Linked DNA regions of Homo sapiens: region 2 is linked to region 1. A link is a contact called in ENCODE Hi-C data. All regions are on one chromosome and are shown on one strand. The core of a region is the stretch at or near the end of the contact, and the rest is flanking DNA. Distances in the headings are between cores, read along the strand shown.

Evidence for each region. Hi-C counts contacts between places; a loop is a spot of excess contacts on that map. Pooled maps may share reads with other maps.
Region 2: a map with no recorded cell type shows a loop between it and region 1 (6-fold over the local background). The contact joins two enhancer-like sites. A Hi-C loop is called at or near these places in 18 of 37 single-sample maps with no recorded cell type and 6 of 50 pooled maps.

What each region holds. Positions count from the first base shown.
Region 1 is chr7:7,814,922-7,817,917 of GRCh38, forward strand. The region is part of intron 3 of UMAD1 (UBAP1-MVB12-associated (UMA) domain containing 1); the gene reads left to right. Among named protein-coding and RNA genes, the nearest start is that of RPA3, 98 kb to the left of the region's middle. RefSeq lists enhancers at 1,225-1,414, 2,283-2,372. Within about 2 kb of position 1,315, at least 3 of the 41 ENCODE cell types and tissues checked have a DNase peak (open chromatin) inside an H3K27ac peak, as active enhancers do.
Region 2 is chr7:7,680,365-7,683,423 of GRCh38, forward strand. The region is part of intron 4 of RPA3 (replication protein A3); the gene reads right to left. All of the region lies in intron 2 of UMAD1 (UBAP1-MVB12-associated (UMA) domain containing 1), which reads left to right. Among named protein-coding and RNA genes, the nearest start is that of RPA3, 37 kb to the right of the region's middle. Within about 2 kb of position 1,272, at least 10 of the 41 ENCODE cell types and tissues checked have a DNase peak (open chromatin) inside an H3K27ac peak, as active enhancers do.

The DNA.
Region 1 (2,996 bases), core at 65-2,564:
TTGCCAAGCTGCTTTCGGGCAGGGTGTACCGCAGGCATCTTGCAAGTCTCACTACTTGTCACATCAGCCACTTCATGGTCTCCCTTCTGTATACACTTTCAATCCTAGATATGCTTTTTAGATGGCTTACCAGTTGGATTTTTGATATCAGTATAGAGGATGTAGGACAAGTGCCTTTCTAACTTAGAGAGAAAGATTGTCTCGGGAGTGATGGTTCCTCACAGTGGCAGATTTTCATAACCCTTGCTGTAGTATGGATAGCTGTAAGAATGTGAACTGTATCAGACAGACTTGTAGCTCAGATCTTGGCTTTACCACTTATTGTACAGGGTTACTATAAGAATTTGGTGAGTCAATATGTAATATTTATTTGTATGTCTATATACACAGTATCTGATGTATACTAGATACTCAGTAAGTATTAGTTTCTTTTTAGATTGGAAGGAAATTATGGTTAATGCCTTAAAAATCATGCCAGAGTAGAGTAGAATTGATTAAATCATTTAGGAATTATGCTCAATTGAGAGTTACAGTAAAAGGCAGGGGTTTAATTTGGGGCTTAATTTTTCTCATGTGACAAGAAGTCTCATAGAAGGTAGTTAAAGTATTGATTCAGGAGCTCAGGAATGTTAAGACCAAAGTCCTATAGTTCCTCATAGTTGCAAGTTAGCTATTGCAGCTCCAGCCATCATATCTATTTTCCAGGAAGCAGGAAGGAGGAAGACAGCAAAGGGAGAATAAAACTGTGTCCAGAAACTTTTCAAAAAATCTCTAACAGTTTTACTGGCCATATTATAACATATGGCCACCCCTAGTGGCACGGGAGCCTGGTAAGGAGCCTACTTTAGCTTGGTACTTTGCTACTACCCCCAGAAAAATCAGGATTCTATTAAAGATGAAAGGAAGGATGAATATTGGGTAGGCTACAAGAGGTCTCTGACATAGATATCAACCTATTTTGCTTTTAGAAGGTTCATTTGTCCAACAATAGATATCAGTGGAGGTGGGGGAGGACAAATAGAGAGAAGCATTCATTAGTGATGCCTGGATTCTATTTAGGGCCACGAAGTCTTTGAGTAGTCATAGTGGGACAAGAAATAAAGAAGGACATTAATTTAAAAAAAAATCTTGGATAAGCTAAGCACAATGCTGGTAGGACCTTTACATGTATTAACTCATTAATTTTTACAGACGAGGTAGGCAATATTATCTATATATCTTATAGAGGAGGAAACCAAGGCTCAACAATACCCATTTCCCAAGGTCACAAAAAAAACAGTAACATTAATGGAACCGGAATTGAGACTTGCGCCTGACTAACCACAAAACCTATGCTTTGCATCGTGTTGTTTTCCTGTCTCCACTATATAAATAACGCTGCAGAAACCTGCTGTTTCACTTTGCTTCTCTTTTCCGTAGTGCCTTCTCCTGTGAGGTCCACAATAACTATATATTGACTTCAATGATTTGTGTGCAGAACTAAACTGAGTGTTCTATAAAAGATTGCTGCTGTTAGTTGCTGAAGGCTGTAGAGATGAGGCCGGGAGAGGAAGAAGTGGTGCTTCTCTCTTATCACCGCCACTCAGAGGTGGGAATGACTGCCTTGGGATATATGCCACCAGTGTCGGTAGCATTCAAGGACATTCTTTGGGACAAAGAGAATGTGGCAAAGCAGCAGTGACCAATCTGAGTGAGCCAAAGTCCAAAAGGAAAGCTGATAGAATGAGTTGGCATGGAGGTGTATCTTCTCAAGTCAGAAGCCTGGGAATTATCTTTGACTTCTTCCTCTTTCATTCTCAACCCAATTGATCACCAATCACTTTATTTCTACCTCCTCTGGCTACCTTGCTTATCTGTCCTTTCCTCTACCTCCCCACTGCAACTACAGTGGTTCTGGCCTTATCTTTCACATGGATTATTACAAAGAGTTTTTGTAATAGCCCTTAATGCCCAGTCCTACTTTCATTCAATCCATTCACCCACAAATCTGACCATGTAGTTGCCTTACTTGATGGCATCAGAGGCTCTTCAGCTGCCTGTAGGATAAAATCCAGTAATTTGTGTCTACTGTGCATATATGGTCCTTCGTGGTCTGGTCCTGCTCCTCTGTGTAAACGTTCAGGTCTGTTCTGTGTCACCATACAGAGTTTCTTACCATTTCTTGAGTATATTCCTTTCTCTTGAAGTTTGTGCAATTTCTGTCACTTCTCTGAAGAACTTTATCCCATACGTCTTGTGTTCACTGAGCAAATTCCTGTTCATCCTTCAAACCCCTGCTCAAATATCTTTCATCTTCAATGCCATTTAGTCTCCCCTCTGGTCCCTTAACACCTTGTACATCTGACCAGGAGTGCCATGAAGTGGGGATTCGGGTTGACTCATCATTGTTCCCTGTGCGTGGCATGCATCAGCCACTCAATAAATATTTAATGTTTGATGTGTGCAGGAACAGTCAGACTAGACAAAAGACAGAAGAACTTGTTATCTAAGTATTACTCTTAACCATGAAAAGCTCTAACTTTGGATAACCTCCTTACCTTTCGGTGCTAGAGTAATGGGAATATATTTGAAACATTACTTCATCTCTCCGAAGTGAATTATTCTCACCAGGTTCTTAACAGTTTCTGTTAGTTTTTCAGGTTATGTTTAATAATTCCCATGATACCAGCTGAATGATGATTCTAATTCTCAAATCCTAAAGTGACTCTTGCCTCTCTTGTCCAATTTAACCTGCCACATTGATTTTTTATTTGTTATGTATTATGACTTTCCTCAAAACTTGGTTGTATTTTGGATTTTCTTTTCTGTATCTCATCCGTTTTTGCATCCGTTCCTGACTAAAGACACATTTTCAATGGTACTTTTTACCTTTTAGATGTTTCAGTATGTTCCCCCCACCCCCTTTTCTTTGAGACAAGGTCTCACTCTGTCACCTGGGCTGGAGTGCAGTGGCATGATGTCAGCTTACTGCAACCTGCACCTTCTGGGCTCATGTG
Region 2 (3,059 bases), core at 22-2,521, 130 kb before region 1:
TCCTGGGTTCTGTATTTGGTTCCATTCGTCCATGTGTCTGTTTTTATGCCGGTACTGTGCTATTTTAGTTACTATAGCTTTTTAGTATAATTTGAAGTCAGGTAGTGTGATTCGTCTAATTTTGTTGTTTTTGCTTAGAACAGTTTTGGCTTCTCTGGGTCTTTTGTGATTCTATATAAATGTTAGGATTATTTTTTCCATTTCTGTGAAGAATGTCTTTGGTATTTTGATAGTGATTGCATTGAATCTGTAGATTGTTTTGGGTAGTATGGACATTTTAACAATACTGATTCTTCCAATCCATAAATTTGGAATATCTTTCCATTTTTTTTTATGTGTGTTCTCTTTGGTTGCTTTCATCAGTATTTTATAATTTTTATTTTAGAGATCTTTCACTTTGGTTATATTTATTCCTAAGTATTTTATTTTACTGGTAGCTTTATAAATGGGATTACTTTCTTGGTTTCTTTTTCAAATTGTTTGCTGTTGGCATATAAAAATGCTATTGATTTTTGTATGTTGATTTTGTATGCCGTAACCTTACTGAATTTATTTATTAGTTCTGATAGTTTTTTTAGTTGCATACACATGTATCATGGTTAGCATATATCCACATAACTTTTTTTGTGGCATCGTGTGCAATACGTACATTACAGAAAAATAAATATATTTTGTTGGTTTGTGTGTTTGTTGATGTCTAAATGATAAAGCTAAGTAAAAACTTATAAACATGATTATATTTGTAGCAACAACTTTTTATCAATATGGACACCACAGAATTTGTTAGATTATCTCCTTATGTGGCCTTTATAACCCATTTCTAGAAAGGTCAGAGTAAATTATGTTGTTTAAGCTATAAATTATCTATTTTTTTCCACTTGAGAATACCTTTTCCCCTAGGCAAGCATTTCTGCTTAACACAAATAGGTTTTAGGTCACAATTATTAGATGGCATTGCAGAGTTGATGGAATCAACACATCATGACTTGAAATTCAGGTCTGGGCAGAGTCTAGACACTTGTTTTGGTAATAGGAATATCTGGGCTGTTCATATACAGTTAGCTCACATTTGGACAGAAAACCTTTCTCCGCATTAAGATTTCGAAAGCTTTTAGCCTCTGTAAAATGTCTAGTGGTGCCGAATAAGAATAAGGGAAAAAAGTTCTTGTAGAAAAACATCCTTTCCCTTGTAACCAGTTCCTATTCACGTAAGAAGGTAATAGCTATTCCTTCATTCAGTAATGAAGTTGAAGTAATCCTCCAGGGTACTCATTTTACACAAAAACAAATTGCAGTTTTCATTTGCATCACTGGGTGGCGATTTTTCATAGCCTTATACTACTATTTAAAAATCCAGCAAGCATGGCACTATTCGTAATTACCAGGGTTTTCTCCTGTTATGACATGTTTAATTGTACTTTTAAGACATTATCTTTAAGTTGATTACAAATTTACTAGTGTAGTGGCAAGCTCATAGTTATTTTAAGTTAGGAAAAGGGATATTGCGTAAATGTTAGGATATAATTCCTTCCAAAACTAAGACAAAAGCATGAATTAGCTTATTATGTTATAGCAAAAAGAAGGAAAAATAACAACAAAAAGTAATAGGATATAAATGAAAAGGAACAATTTAGATATTGTTGTTGGTTCACTAATATTGTTGACCAAATATTGAATATAACTTTGAAGCAGGCAGAATGAAATTGGGCAAACACTATTGTAGAGATTAAAGGAATTGGGTTACAGTACAAGGGAAATGCATCATGGTTTTCAGAATATGCAGGTGCTTCTTCAAGTAGGGCATAAGAACTTCTAGTTTCCATTAAGCTAATTATTTTGTAACACTTGCTGAATTTAGAACCAGAATTTAATAATTCACAGCAGCTTGGATTTCACCTTTTAAAATACTTAAAACACATTGAAATATGTAATTTAGTCTCACCTTCTGTTTTCCAGTCTCAATGATCAGTCAGATATTGAAAATAAGTGAGTTATTTTTAAGATTATCTCCTATGGAATTCCTCATTCTGGGAACCAAACCACATATACATACTTCATTTAAACTATCATATTTTTATATGGAACTTTTAAAGGTAGTCTCTTCATCGCTGTGTTGTTTCCTTTATTTAAAAGTGGAAATTTAGCTGTATACATAAAAATTTACATTCTAAGGAATGAGGGACAGTAAGTCACTTTGATTCTGTCTAGGGTTGAAGGCTTTAATTAAAACAGTGACAAAAACTAAACAGGTTTTCAACATGTGCTTCCTATTTTTATTGCCTGTTCTTACAAAAAATGTATACCAGATCTTTAAAAAATTAGAGTGTTTATGGATTAAAAAGTAACTTACCCTATCGCTGTCTCCTTACCCACGTATCGGGATATCCAGAAAAACTCGATTTACATTTAATTTACTTAGCAGTTTTTGTGTTTTTACTTTTGACCTTTAAATTGCAAAGCAAGTATGCCAGGATTTTTCAACTAACTTCATGATGTAGATGCTTGTTTTTCTATTAAGAAATGTGGAGTTGTGTGTCTAATGGATAGAATTAACAGTATTTTCAGTCACTGTTACCTGATTCTGGTTTACCTGTTAATCTAGCAGCGTTTCAGTTTCAGTTTTTCGGAGGTGAAAAAGTTAGGTTAGGCCATCCCCGTGTGGGGTACACCACCCTTCCTTAACTCCTTGAATGTACAGTGAAAGGCAATTGCATGAAGGAAGAGGAGAGGTGCCAACTGTACTCAGAGGCAGAACTGAGCCTTCTGTTTGGCACAGTTAATTGTGGGAAAGTCATTCATTTTTTTCGGGGACTCAGTGGATTTAGTTGACTCAAACGTAAATTAGGGATCTATCTCTCTGTGATTCTAACCCTTCTGTGCATTAGGGGATACTTAGAAAAAAATACTGGTGCTGGGACCCATTCCTAGATTCTGATTAAAAGGTCCTGGGATTAGGCCCAGGAATTGATTTTTTCCCCCCAGAGTTCTCCAGATGATTCTAGAGTTCATGCAAGGCTGAGAAGCACTACAGTTCACTCTCTAATAATTGTATGTCATCA